Linked DNA regions of Homo sapiens: all the other regions are linked to region 1. A link is a contact called in ENCODE Hi-C or POLR2A ChIA-PET data. All regions are on one chromosome and are shown on one strand. The core of a region is the stretch at or near the end of the contact, and the rest is flanking DNA. Distances in the headings are between cores, read along the strand shown. Region 1 holds the start of CDC42EP4 (CDC42 effector protein 4). Region 2 overlaps LINC00511 (long intergenic non-protein coding RNA 511). Region 3 overlaps LINC00673 (long intergenic non-protein coding RNA 673).

Region 1 (4,479 bases), core at 993-3,492:
ACAGCCAGGCTAGCTAAGGGTCAGAGGTGGGAATTAGCGACTTCCCCATGTGAAAGGGAATAGAATCTCGGGACCCCAAATTCACTATGTCAAAGGGAAAGTTTAATCCCAGCACTTTTGGAGGTTGAGGTGGGTGGATTGCTTGAGCTCAGGAGTTTGAGACCAGCCTGGGCAACATGACAGAACCCTGTCTCTACAAAAGAAAAAGTACAAAATATGTAGCTGGGCATGGTGGCGCACACCTGTAGTCTCAGCTACTCAGGAGGGTGAGGTGGGAGGATCGCTTGAGCCCAGGAGGCCAAGGCTATAGTGAGCTACGATTGCAGCACTGCACTCCAGCCTGGGCAACAGAGCAAGACCCTGTCTCCAAAAAAAAAAAAGGGGCGGGGCTGGGGGGGACGTTAAGCTTGGAAACCACAGAAGCTGCTTTCCTTTTGTTCCCAGATAGCTGCAGTTTCACAACCCTGTTGACACAGGGTTTCCTTTGCTCCCCTTAGACGTACTGAGTAGGAGACAATGCATCATTGACTTTTTCTTCTATTCCCTTTCACATGTAAAATGTAGACTTACAGACACTAAATCAGAGCCTCACACGCTTGTGACCTCAATGCCTTTCCTCCCTCTCTCCCTCTTCTTTTCCTTTCCTGCTTGCTTTTTCTCTTTTAAATACAGAAGTTCCCAAAACCTTTTTGGAAAAAAGGTGATTTTTCCCCGGTGGATCCTCAACCTTGGCTAACTAAACCTCTATTTGATTGAGATCTGCCTTAGTCACTTTTTGGTTTACATCCATGATAACCCCGCCAGGGTTTGAATCCACAGTGTCTGCCTCCCAAGTGGCTCCAAACCCTACCTTTCCCTCCAGATGTCCAGTTCAGAATTTGATTTTACTTATTATTCATTTATTTTTTTTTTTGAGATGGAGTCTACCTCTGTCACCCAGGCTAGAGTGCAATAGCGCGATCTCGGCTCACTGCAACCTCCACCTCCCAGGTTCAAGCGATTGTCCCGCCTCAGCCTCCTGGGTAGCTGGGATTACAGGCGCCCACCACCATGCCCGACTAATTTTTGTATTTTTGGTAGAGATGGGGTTTCGCCATGTTGGCCAGGCTGGTCTCAAACTTCTGACCTCAAGTGACCCCCCACCTGCCTTGGCCTCCCAAAATGCTAGGATTACAGGCATGAGCCACTGCGCCCAGCCCAGAACTTAATTTTCACAGCAGGATGGAGTGGCCAAACCATTAGCTCTCAAGAGCTGGTTGCTGTCGCACTGCAGAGGGAAACGGAAATGTGCTGTCCCCAGAAAGCAGAATGTTCCTGAGGGCTTAGGGACCTCGCAGCCATGGGGAAAGTCTGGGGCCTTCACCCTCACTTCCTTTAAAAACCGAGGGTGGGGTTCAGCTAGAGGCAAGGGAACTTTTCACTTTGCGCCTTGTCCACTTTAGTTGACTACTTCGCAGCTGGCATTCTACCTTGATAATGATCATTTCAACTGAAACTATTCCTCTAAAAAGAATAGAGTCCAAGGCCTGGGACTTGGATTCAGGCTCTGGGACTCAGGAGTTGATCCTCCTTGACGTTCACCTGGTGCAAATTTAGCCTCAGCTGATACTTAGGAGGCAAAGGCACAGACGGGGATGCGGGGAGCTCAAGGGCTGTCACCCTGTAGAAACATTTCTGACGCCCAGTCCAAGCCTGGCCTCGGGGCTGGCCGGCTCCTCCCCGCTCCCTCGTTTACAGCGAGAGTCTGGGATGGCACCCACGAAGCTGGTGGCGCCAGCCCTCCTGCCCCATCTCCCGACAGTACTGCAGCCAGGTGGTTAGCAGGTCCGGGAGGGAGCAGGAACGAGGAACGCCACCCGGGCTGGAGTTCTTGGTTTCTTGCCCCGGCTCGAATGGGGAAGAGCCTCAAAAGAGCCTCGCGCCAGGCCCCCGGAGGGAGACGCGCCCCTGGCCCTGGGGGCCCCAGTGGGGGTTCGCGGCCGGAGCGCAGGCTGGGGCGGGAGTGTCTCCCGGAAGCCGGGCGGGCCCAGGCTGCCCCATACGGAGTTGGGAAAGTCTCAGGCTTTCAGTTTGAACCGAGGAGGCCGAGCAGTCGGGCAGAGGTTCCCGACGGCCATTGGCTGCTGCGGCGCCGTGACATCAGCGCAGAGGGGTGCGCGGGGAGGGTTGCGCGGGGCGGGCGCGGGCGGAGCCTGGAAGGGGAGTGTCCTGGAGGCTCCCAGCCCTGAAAGCCCGAGAGCCAGAGGGAAACAAACGCCGGCGCTGACAGGGGCCGCCAGCCCCTCCGCCGCGCGGAGCCCACGAAGGGGACAGCGCAGCCGGCCCAGAGCTCGGGTCTCCGGGGACCGAGGTAGGCGACGGGCAACCGCCTCTGTCTGTGGTAGCCGCCTTCGCGCTGGGTGCCCTGGGTGGGCTTGGGGGTCTCGAGTCCCCCTGTGGGGCAGAGAGGATCGAAGCTGGGGATGCGAGGCCGCGGCGCGGGGAGAAGGGCGCGGAGCCCCCACTTCTCGGCGCTCGCGCTTTTCACCGCGCCCACCGCGGTGCCTGGGACCCTAAGCTGCGCACCTAGTGTCCTGGCAGAGCGGGATGTGTGGAGGAGGAGGTGGCAGGGAGCCGGGCGCAGCGTTGCCGGGACTCCATTTCCTCTCTCCACGCTGGAACTCCCGGCCCTGGCCAAGGGTGCCGCTGAGGGGGTTGGGGGCCGGTTTTAAAGGGCCTCCCCCTTCCCAGGAATGGGGTGTGTGTCGGTGTGGGCAGGAGCGCAGCAATCGGCGGCGCGCGGCCCGCGATCTCCGCGAGGGGGGCGTGTGTGCGCCCGGAGTTCTCCATGAATAAGAACCGAATTCTCCGCCTGTACGGGCAGAGGCGTGTACACATCTCGCTCTCGTACACACACTGCAGCACACGCCACCCAATGTCACCCGGCCGGGAAGCCAGAGGGAAGGAGCTGTCTGGAAGGGAATGGCCGAAGGAACAAATGGTCCTCCTTTCCCCTACTCCCGCCCCGCGAACCCTTCCCTCCCCCGCCAGGCTCCCGCCCCGCCCGCTCCCTCGGAAGCCCGGGAGGCCGAGGCGCCTCCTGGCGGGGTGCGGGGGGAGGGCAGTCGAGCCACCCGCCCCCTTGGAGCCGGGGAGACGGCCGCTCCTGGGCTAGTGCGCCCCGAGCTCAGCGCGCTCAGCGGGATCGCAGGCGGGAGCGGTCGGTTAATGATTTAATCGCCCGCTTGGGGCGGGTGCGCGCGGATCGGCCGTCCCTGGCCCCGCCCCCTCTCCGGAGCGCCCCCAGCCGGGGTTACAAAACTGCCCCCTGCCCCCGGCGCGTCCCCCAGGAGCCATCCTGCCCGCGGGGATCCCGTCAGCCGGTGAGTGCCCCGGCCGGGAGGGCTGGAGAGCTGGGCGGGAGCCGGGGCTGAGGCTGAGCCAGCTTCCTGGGAGAGGACTGAAGTGCGTGTGTGTGTGTGTGTGTGTGTGTGTGTGTGTGTGTGTGTGTGTGTGTGTGACTGGGGGAGGGGTGCTCGCTGCTAACTCAAACCAGGTTCCCTGTGTTTTCCCAGTGACTGCGGCCTCGGCTTTGGAAGTTTTCTTTTTCTCCCTGGGAGAATGGAGGGGAAATACAATGCCTTTTCTTTTCTCGTTGCCTCTGGAACTTCTCTCTCTCCACGACTCCCACCCCTTGCAATCTGACCGGCTCCCACATCCCTTACTGTGTGCCCGGTGCCCACTGTTTGCCCAGATAGCTGAGCAGCTGGATCCGGGTGGAGTCCTTGGGAGCCCCCGTCGCTGCGAAGCCCCCTGCCCTCCCCTGAGGGTCCAGGGTGCTGGAGGGAAAATCTCTCTCTCGTCCGAACCCCAGCAGCCATCTGTACCAGAGAAATGTCCCATCCAGCGAGTGTAAATAATGAGGGGCCGGTGACAGGGGCCTCCTGCAAGGCGACTTCTTTGGCAGTCTGGGTTTCCAATAACTCCCTCAGCCCCCGCCCGCTTCTGAGGCTAGGGTGGAGGAGGGACCACCAGCAGGGTGGACTGAATTTTAAGAGAACAAAGAACAGGCCACAAAGGAAGGGATTGCTGAGCTGCGGATTTCTGATTTCTCCCAGAAATCGGGAGTTGGCTGGGACTGAGCCAGGCCCTAAGAGAGCCCCTGGCAGCCCCAGGGGCTCCTGGGGCAATAACAGGGCATCCACCAGGATCTCCTGAGGCTCTATCTCTGCTGAGAAGCCAGTGCCTACTGAATGCGGGGGTGCCCTGCCGGTTCCTGCTCTCATCAACTGCCCTGTGTGAGCTGCACATGTGACTGACTGATTAGTGGGGTGGCTTATCTCCTCTGAACTTGGACTTTGCCTCTCCACTCCTTGAAGACAGCTGCTCCTTCCCACAAGGGGTGTTCAGTGAATTTGGGGAGATCCCAAGTGGATTCCCAGGCATCCTGGTGGACCCCTGCAGGGACTAGGAGGGGCCCGCTGTGATCATATGGGCGGT
Region 2 (4,341 bases), core at 702-3,201, 690 kb after region 1:
AGGCTGTTCAGAAGTGCCCAGAAACCCTTTGTCAAACATGGGTGCCATCATTGTAGAGCCTTCCAGATTGTTAGAAAAAGAAAGGAGTGGGGATTATGTGCTGAAAGAGATGGACAAGGAGCTATTTTGTAAACTCTATAACATTTGGCAAAGAATATATCCTTAAATACAAATTAAAATAGCTTAGGTCATACCTAGGAGTGCCGAGGCAGAGAGAGAACACTGGAGGAGCAGGGAGGAAAATATAGAAAAACATGTTCGTGACTTCAGGGTAGGGAAGTTGCAGACTCCATATAACATAAATATATTTTTATGAAGTTCAGAAATAAAGCTAAGCATGTTATTTGGGGACATGTACATATGTATTAAAACCACAGTGAAAATAAAGGGAGTAATAAAATTCAGCGTGTTTGTTGTTCTGGGGAGAAGAGAGAAGGGCAACTGAGGCCGGGTGTGGTGGCTCACAGCTGTAATCCCAGCACTGAGGTCAGGAGTTTGAGACCAGCCTGGCCCATCTGTACTAAAAAATAAAAAGATTAGCCAGGCATGGTGGCACGCACCTGTAGTCTCAGCTACTCGGGAGGCTAAGGCAGGAGAATTGCTTGAACCTGGGAGGCGGAGGTTGCAGTGCACCAAGATCGTGCCACTGCACTCCAGCCTGGGCAACAAAGCGAGACTCCATCTCAAAAAAAAAAAAGAAGAAGAAGAAGAAGGGCAACCTGAAGGACTGCATAAAGAAAGTCAGAGTGGCCAGGTGCAGTGGCTTGTGCCTATAATCACAGTACTTTGGGAGGCCGAGGCGAGAGGATCATGAGGTCAGGAGATTGAGACCATCCTGGCTAACATGGTGAAACCCCATCTCTACTAAAAATACAAAAAAATTGGCCGGGCGTGGTGGCAGGCGCCTGTAGTCCCAGGTACTCGGGAAGCTGAGGCAGGAGAATGGCGTGAACCCGGGAGGTGGAACTTGCAGTCAGCTGAGATCGCGCCACTGCACTCCAGCCTGGGTTACTGAGCAAGACTCCGTCTCAAAAAAAAAAAGAAAAAGAAAGTCAGAGTGAGGCATGGATCATCTTCTAGATCTTCAGTTGGGTGGTAGAGTCCAGGTTTTCATTTTACCATTTTATATAAGGGTAGCATCCTCATGGGTGGGGTATACTGTGATGCTTAGGTGTGTGGACGCTGAGTCTGAATCCTAGTTTGCCACTCATTAGAGTCTTACACATGCAACTTAACCTCTCAGTGCCTCAGTTTCCTCATCTGTAAAACAGGTGTTGATGGCAACAGTACCTACCTCGTAGAGTTATTAGGAGGAAGTGCTTGAAACCGAGCCTGTGAGTTACATGTTATTAAATATATAGCCACCATTATACAATAAAATTGATTGAGTCGGGAGAGGAGACTCATCTGTGCTCCTTCATTAACTCAACACTGATTATGTATCTGCTCTCATCGGGCATAGGTGCTCACATGCCAGGAGAAATAAGCTGGTGATTTATGTGGCACAGCACCATCGATCGACCTACAAAGGAAGCTTCAGTGCAGCCGTGTTGCTATACAGACCTCTCTCACCAAGGCGTCATGAACTGAAGGGCTGGGAGAGGCCTCGTGGAGGAGGAAGAGTTTCGCTCAGCTGCTTGGGTGTGGGACTGAATGTGGTTCCAGAACTGGTCGCTGCCTTCACCCGCTGACTCTGGTCTCGGCGATGACAGTGAGTTCCTTCTTGGCGCCTTCAATGGGAGGGATTGTCGTGCACTTGGGGAGGAGTTGGCTGTGGAGTTCAATCATTAATTTGCCACAATTAAACCAGAGACTTCTGTCTCCAGCAGCAGATAAGCAAGCAGAGAGCTAACAACGAGGAAGGGCGGGGCGGTCTGACAAACCGGTTGTGAAGGGCAGGCTAGGCTGATTGAGAGCTGATAGGGGACTGTCATTGCTTTATTGTGGCAATAACGCCGTCAGGCATCTGGGGAATTAGGAGGGAAAGCCTCAGCTGGCATTGGCTGCAGGCACAAAGGGGGAAAACCCCAGCCAGACTTTTTCAGTCTGCTGGGCCACCAGAAAATGTTTTGGGGTCCCCGAGGTACGTGTGAGGCTGAGAGTTGGTGATCAGCTCCCCCGGTTCCTTCCTGGCTGGGCTACATGAACCGGGGACAGCTGGAGTGTTGAGTTTTGACATTCCCAAAGACAAGCAGCTAAAGTCAAGAGGACTGTGTCACACAGAGATGGTGATCAGGGGAATGGAGTCCCTCGGAGGCAGGGAAGGAGGCAGGCAGCCTTAGGTTAGACTCCAGGAAGAACTGTCTCCTGAAGCAGTGATAATTGGAACAGGCAACATCTGTGTGCTTGCTCTGTGCCCAGTGCTAGGTGCTTTCCATGAATTCACTAATTCCTGAAACCCACAGGTAGGTCCTTTTATTGCCCCTCTACAGAGACGAGAAAAACTGGGTCTTGCTGAAATTAAACATCTTGCCCAAGGTAACGTAGCTCCGAAGTAGCAGAGACAGGAATTGAAATTGCAGAGCTTCCTCTCGAAGCCTCTAGATGCTAGCCTACGTCTTCAAAGATGCCCATCAATCAGAGATGTAGGACAGTCTTATCTCTGGAATCTTCCTTGGTCTTCTTGTTCTGGCATTGATCAGCTGGTGTGTCATACACACACACACAGGCACACACGTACACACACACATTATATATATGCATACATGCCATGCATACACATCACATACAGGTACAAGCACACGCATATGCACAAACATTGCACATCACACACATCTACACACACATTACATACATGCACATGCACATCACATACACGCACACACTACAGATATAATCCCTCCCCAACTCCTCCACAGCCCCCCACCACAAACCTTTAAGGTACTGACATGACTGTAACAGAGTCATTGACCCTCAGTGGATTCTCCACCCCTGGACAACTGTGGAAAGACCAGTGGCATTCCTGGGAGTACTTTGACGGTTGTACAGGGCCCAGCAACTCTTGGCTGCCACAGCCCCCTGAAAAACAATGGCCTTGAAGTTGTCCACCCTCACTGCGCTGGGCTACACTCATTGGGTCATGCTTCATTTTTGCAGAAGGCCCTTCTGTGAGTACTTTAAATTCCTGAAAAAGCTCATTACATTTTGCCATGGTCCTGAGATGGTGACTGGGGACTGTCCCTGCTCTCATTGACTTGACTGAATTGAGGTCCAGATTAAGCCATAAAACAAAACCCAAAATGCAACCTCCCAAGCCCCCAACATGCCAAGACTGGCAGAAATTCTGAGACCAGGTAAAAGATGCTGCGCCCCCTCAAGTCTGTTCAATGATCAGGCGGGGACTAGGGAATGCTGGTTTGACTGGTGGGCTCCTCCCCTGCCTTCTCTGTTGGGGGTCGTGTTTGCTTTGTGTTCTTGGCCACAGGGTTAGCAGGAAGGAGATCACCAATGCATCGTTGCATGTGCTGTTCTTTGATTTTTCTCCATTCTTCACCCTGGAAGAAGGAGTGAATTTATGGACCTGTTATGGACTGACAGATGCCCTCTGCAGAATTAGAGGCAGCCTGGGATGGAGGTTGGGTTCTGAGACTTACATCTTGAGCAGGATTTCTCAGTCTCAGCACTGTGACATTTGAGGCTGGATCATTCTTTATTATTATTATTATTTTGAGACAGAGTCTTGCTCTGTTTCCCAGGCTGGAGTGCAATGGCTGGATCATGGCTCACTGCGACCTCCACCTCCTGGGTTCAAGCGATTCTCCTGTCTCCACCTCCCGAGTACCCGGGATTACAGGCGCCTGGCACCACACCCGGCTAATTTTGTAATTTTAGTAGAGATGGGGTTTCACCATGTTGATCAGGCGGGTCTTGAACTCCTGACTTCAGGTGATCCAGGTGATCCACCCATCTCGGCCTCCCAAAGTGCTGGGATTACAGGCATGAGCCACCACACCCGGCCTGGATCATTCTTTATTACAGGGTTTTGTCCTGTGCCTTGTAGCGTGGTGAGTAGCATCCTGGCCTCTACCAACTAAATGCCAGTACCACCCTGGCTTCCCAGTTGTGACCATGAAAAACCTCTCCAGACGTTGCCCAGTGTCTCCAGAGTAGGGGGAGGGGCAAAAGTGTGTGGGTTGAGGAGCACTCATAGAGACGACTTCAAAGTTTTGGAGCACGACTGACTTCCTGCCAACAGTCACTCTGCCCCTCAGTCCCTTTGCTTCTCTCTCCATCCTTGCCCTTCCCATCTGTTCAATGGGCACTTCGATGGCCATGAACTAAACCATTTACTCTGTGAGTCAGGAGGAAAGCAAAACCCCAGCCACATCTCACGCTGGAGAA
Region 3 (4,518 bases), core at 508-3,007, 890 kb after region 1:
ACTGTGGTTCCTGTCCCTGCAGCGGGCTCCATCTCCAGGCCTCCCACTTCACCCTGGGACATTATGGTCGCTGGTCAGACCTCATGACTCACTTGGACTCTTGAGCCACCTCTGGGGGTGGAGTCTCTCTCCTGGCATCTGGACCCTTGGTGCTATCGACGAAGCTTGGCTGGCGCTCTTAGCTGCTATGTGCAAGACGTGTGTCCCAGGGAAAGCCCCTCTCTCTCTGCAGAGGTCAAGTGAAAGCCACGGCCGCAGCCAACAGAGTTCAAAATGCAGGCTTGGAAAGTCCAGGGGGCTCTGTGGAGGTGAGACAGCCACAGGCTGAGCTTTCTGAGCCCTTGGGGTGAGTTTGGCTGTGATACCTGAGAGATGGGGGAACTAACAAGCGCCGGGTTGCAGTGTCGTCCCATGCAGAGGAGCGAGCAGAGTTCACCCAAAAGGCCAACGGCTGGCAGGGTGTCACGTTTCCCACCACACCCGGGGCTCAGCCTCTGCTGTCATTTCTCCTCCTTGGTTTTCATCTTCTAAGGGAAGAAATAGTGTCATCTTTTCTCAACCTGTCAGTCTCACACCTGCCTGGAGCCCCTGGCAGTGAGACACCCAGTGCTGTTTAATCTGATGTCATCTCTGTTGATTGTCTGTTTTAGAAACCAGGTAGCAAGAGGGACTTTCTGAGGATTAAAAAAAAAAAAGTAAATCCCCAAACTATTTCGGGGAGGTTTTTTTTTTTTTAACCTCCTGTTTTTTAGTTTCATTATTTCTTTTTCTCTTACATACACTCTTTTTTAATTAAGAAAAATTAATTTTTTAAATTAAAAAAGACCAAATGCACCCCTTGGGTTGAGGAGTTATGAGAGCAATGTTTAGGGTAAAGGTCAAAGGTGAGATGGATGTCACTGGGTCTTGGGCATGGGTACCCACCTGCTGGCAAACATAAGAGAGGCCATACGAGAGTGGGGAAAGAAGGGTTACTGAAAAATGCATATGAGCTTGTTTTCTCTAATGATGTTTATTTGTTGTCTATCAGGAGATTAGTCCTGAGAGACTGACACCAGAGCCACCTGACGAATGTGGGTGCTCAGAGCCTTGGACTCGATGACCTACCTCTCCTGCCTCCCACCTGACTCCTGAAGTAGGGGAGTGTATTAACAGTCACAGGCCTCAGTTTACCTGCTTTCAGCCTCTGCCCTTCCCGAGAGGGTTGAAGCTGACTTGCTGCATCGCAGTTTTGTCCTTTAGTTCATCAGCTCTGGAACTTTCCACTTCTGGTGTTTTTGGTTTCCAAACAGAGGATTGAGGACGTATGAGAGCAATGTTTAGAGTAAGGTCAAAGATGAGGTGGATCTAACTGGGCCTTGGGCATGGGCGCCTACCTGTCAGACTCTGTCCTTCTCAGACAGCTGCCCAGGCAGGAGCTGCCTCTTGGGACAGTGAGTGGGCCATCTCCATTGAGAGAGTAGGGGGACAAAGGGAAAAGGCAGGGACTGGGTCACTCCTGGGGATGCTGTTTGACATAGACCATGAGGGTCAGCCCCACTGGGCCTGGCTGACCTGGTAGATGGGTAGGTCTAGGGTATGAACATGGATATTAGTTGGCCAGGGTGTGAGAACTTGTGTGAAAGGGTCGGCCCCTGGGTGACTCAGTCTCCTAGCAAACTATAAAAGGGAAGTGACTCATTTCCAGCCCTGAACAAGAACTCCTAAGGCTAGGCCGCCAGCACCTGTCTGGGACGTGGTTAGTTATTAACGCTGCCAGTAAGAGTGTCATGGGAACCAAACGCAGGCCTAGATGCCTGGAGGCAACTTGGCTTTTCACAGCTTGCAACTGTCCACTCACCTTCCCTTGCTGTGGCTCCTCTCTGCCTGACCCCAAATGCAGAGGAGCCCCTTGAACTCTTAGTTGCTGGTGGCTCCCCAGGTGCCTCTTGAGGGTGCAAATTCCACAGGGGTTGGGGAAGGGGGAAAAAGAAATGGGTTGGTCAGGGGAAATCACAACTTTTTTTTCTTTTTTTGTCCTGTTTAGAAGATCAGGTTCAAGTTGCCAGCCAGACTCTGGGCTTCCAGGAGGAGTGGGCTGTGGATGGCCTGGCCTCATTTGCATGTCCCTCTCCTCCCGGCCCTGCAGGTGCCACCTCCTGAGTCCTGGTTCCTGCGGCTCCGTCGAATCTGCAGTGAAGGCCTTTGGGAAGCGTGGGTTATGTGGGTCCAGGGGTCCCATCCTCCCGTGGAGGCCCTTGACCTGAGGATCACTAACTCACACCCCACCGACTTCCGGCCCCCAACAAGGGCAGTGTTCCTCTTGCTCCATTCTGCTCTGAAGTCCCCCAAACCGCTTCCTGGGGCTGCTTAGTGAAATACAAGGCTCATCTCTGAGGACCTCTACAGGGCTGGTGAGTTGAGCCAGGAGTTCAAATCTGCTCTGCCTTCTCCTTTCTTTCTCCACGTCTGGAAAAGTACAGAATGGGCAGCTTCTCCTCTCAGATCCCAAAAGGCATGTTTTACTGCTCCTGGGGGAGGCTCAGCCTGGGCACAAGCTATGTCTACTCCTGCCAGGGCCCTGCCCCTCCACTTCCAAACTGTCAAGCAGGAGGAGGGAGGATGATTGAACAGAAAGACACAGGAGTTTTAGTGAGTCAGGCTCCCCAGTGTCCAAAAAGGGACCCAGGGCCCAGGGGGAAGAGACATCCCTGGTATTTGTTGCCACCTTTGTAAAACCCTCAAGTGCTGGCAGGCAGCACAGAGGGAGTGGCGATGCCACTTGCCTGCCTAGTCTATGGGAGGAATTGGGACATGTGCTCCCTGGGTGGCCCTGAGCAAGCCATCGAACTGCTCCCCCAGAGTTTTCCCCATCTGTAAAGTGGGAATAATAACAACACCTGTCCTGCTTACTTGACAGGGTTTATGTGAGGCCGGCTGAGATCACTGAGCATGTGACAGGGCTTTGGGAGTGGTTAAGGGCCACCCAGATCGGGGTTGAGGCACCGGGGTGCTTATGGTGATTAGCAGCAGAGCAAGGCCTGAGGTCTGTGCTCCCCAGGGAGGGTGGCTTTACAGGCACCCACCTGCGGCTTAAGAGCTTCTTGGGCCTCCCACGGCTGATAAATCACCACCGGGTGGGTGTGCTTTGTCTGGGCTCCAGCATGAGCAGACAGCCTGCCCTTGGCAGCTGCAGAGAGCAGCTCCTCTGCCTTCTCTCCCTTTCTTAGTGGGTTGGGCAGGCGCAAAAATAGATCCCAGAACCCCATCTCTTAGGTTTTGCCAAGGGACCCTCCAACTGCTCATCTAGACATTCTGGTGGCATGGAGTTCCTTTCTCAGGTCACATAACCATTGGGGGTGCTGATTTAGGTGTCTCCTGGCATAGGATTTGCCCTGGTTTATCACCTGCTGCTTCTGCTGCTGCTTTTTAAAAAAATTGAAGATGGGGTCTCACCATGTTGCCCAGGCTGGTCTTGAACTCCCAAGCTCAAGTGATTCTCCCACCTCAGCCTCCTCAGTAGCTGGGATTACAGGCTCATGCGACCATGCCCTGCTTGTCACCTTGCCATCAAAGAAGAGAGACTTGCAGAAGAGTGTCAGATTCTATCCCATAGTGCAGTATACCAAGGAGGTGGTCTGCAAATGGCCATTGAATATACAAATAGTCTCAGACTTAGCATTTTCTTTCTCATGGTTTATTTTGCTTTGTATAGTTCCATGCATTTGTTGAAAGGAGGAAGATTGAGATTTAAAGGAACATCCCTAGTGGGATAATACCCATCTGCTTAGTGCCTTTTCAGTGCTCAGCACTGTGCTAAGTTATTTGAGTACAGTCTTTGTTCTCATATTTAATAAAATCAGACTCTTTTTGACCACCTCATTCCATCTCCCATTCAGACCCACAACATCCTCCCAGCCTGTCCAGATAGGTGCTTTCTGCTTGGACACTTTAATGATGGAGAATTTTATCTCTCCTGAGGCCACCCATTCTAACATTGGCAACTGCAGTTGTTGGGAAGTTCATCCGTTTAGGGAGTGTCCATCTGCCTTTGGATACTTCCATCTGTAGGTCCTGGGCAATGAACAGGGGATGAGAGTATGGCATTATGGCTGAATTGTGGGATGCAGACTACAGAAAAGTTCTGTGAAGGGATGGGACCTGGAAGAATCAGAGAAGACCTCGTGGAGTTACTGAAACTTAGAGAAAAAAATGGACTGAAATAGAGAGAGAGCAGGGAGGCTGGCTATGGTGGCTCATACCTGTAATCCCAGCACTTTGGGAAGCAGAGGTGGGCGGGTTGCTTGAGCCCAGGAGTTCAAGACCAGCCTGGGCAACATAGGGAGACTCTGTCTCTACAAAAATTAGCCACACAGGTAGCTAATTTTTGTATTTTTTTGTAGAGGATCCTGGTGGGAGGATCACTTGAGCCCAGGAGGCGGAGGTTGCAGTTAGCCAAGATGGCACCATTTTACTCGAGGCAGGCTACAGAGTGAGACCCTGTCTCCAAAGAGAAAGAGAAGATGAAGGCTTTCTGTA

The links. Hi-C counts contacts between places; a loop is a spot of excess contacts on that map. ChIA-PET counts read pairs that join two places held with the same protein, here RNA polymerase II (POLR2A). Pooled maps may share reads with other maps.
Region 2: a map with no recorded cell type shows a loop between it and region 1 (4-fold over the local background). The contact joins the enhancer-like site here to the promoter of CDC42EP4 in region 1. A Hi-C loop is called at or near these places in 3 of 37 single-sample maps with no recorded cell type and 3 of 50 pooled maps. POLR2A ChIA-PET finds 5 or more read pairs at or near these places in 3 of 52 experiments (A549, GM10248 and K562).
Region 3: a pooled map shows a loop between it and region 1 (8-fold over the local background). The contact joins the enhancer-like site here to the promoter of CDC42EP4 in region 1. A Hi-C loop is called at or near these places in 5 of 37 single-sample maps with no recorded cell type and 5 of 50 pooled maps.

The regions. Positions count from the first base shown.
Region 1 is chr17:73,309,764-73,314,242 of GRCh38, reverse strand. CDC42EP4 (CDC42 effector protein 4) reads left to right here and starts at 2,242. Exons shown (of 2, transcript NM_012121.5): 1 at 2,242-2,350. RefSeq lists silencers at 1,864-2,023, 2,094-2,353, 2,804-3,353, 3,364-3,493.
Region 2 is chr17:72,615,686-72,620,026 of GRCh38, reverse strand. LINC00511 (long intergenic non-protein coding RNA 511) reads left to right here. Exons shown (of 5, transcript NR_033876.1): 3 at 1,463-1,711. Among named protein-coding and RNA genes, the nearest start is that of LINC00511, 23 kb to the left of the region's middle. Within about 2 kb of position 1,951, at least 6 of the 41 ENCODE cell types and tissues checked have a DNase peak (open chromatin) inside an H3K27ac peak, as active enhancers do.
Region 3 is chr17:72,418,575-72,423,092 of GRCh38, reverse strand. It overlaps LINC00673 (long intergenic non-protein coding RNA 673), which reads left to right. Exons shown (of 4, transcript NR_152516.1): 3 at 2,027-2,393. Among named protein-coding and RNA genes, the nearest start is that of LINC02003, 78 kb to the right of the region's middle. RefSeq lists enhancers at 1-213, 294-703, 1,317-1,446, 1,497-1,556, 947-2,146. Within about 2 kb of position 1,757, at least 15 of the 41 ENCODE cell types and tissues checked have a DNase peak (open chromatin) inside an H3K27ac peak, as active enhancers do.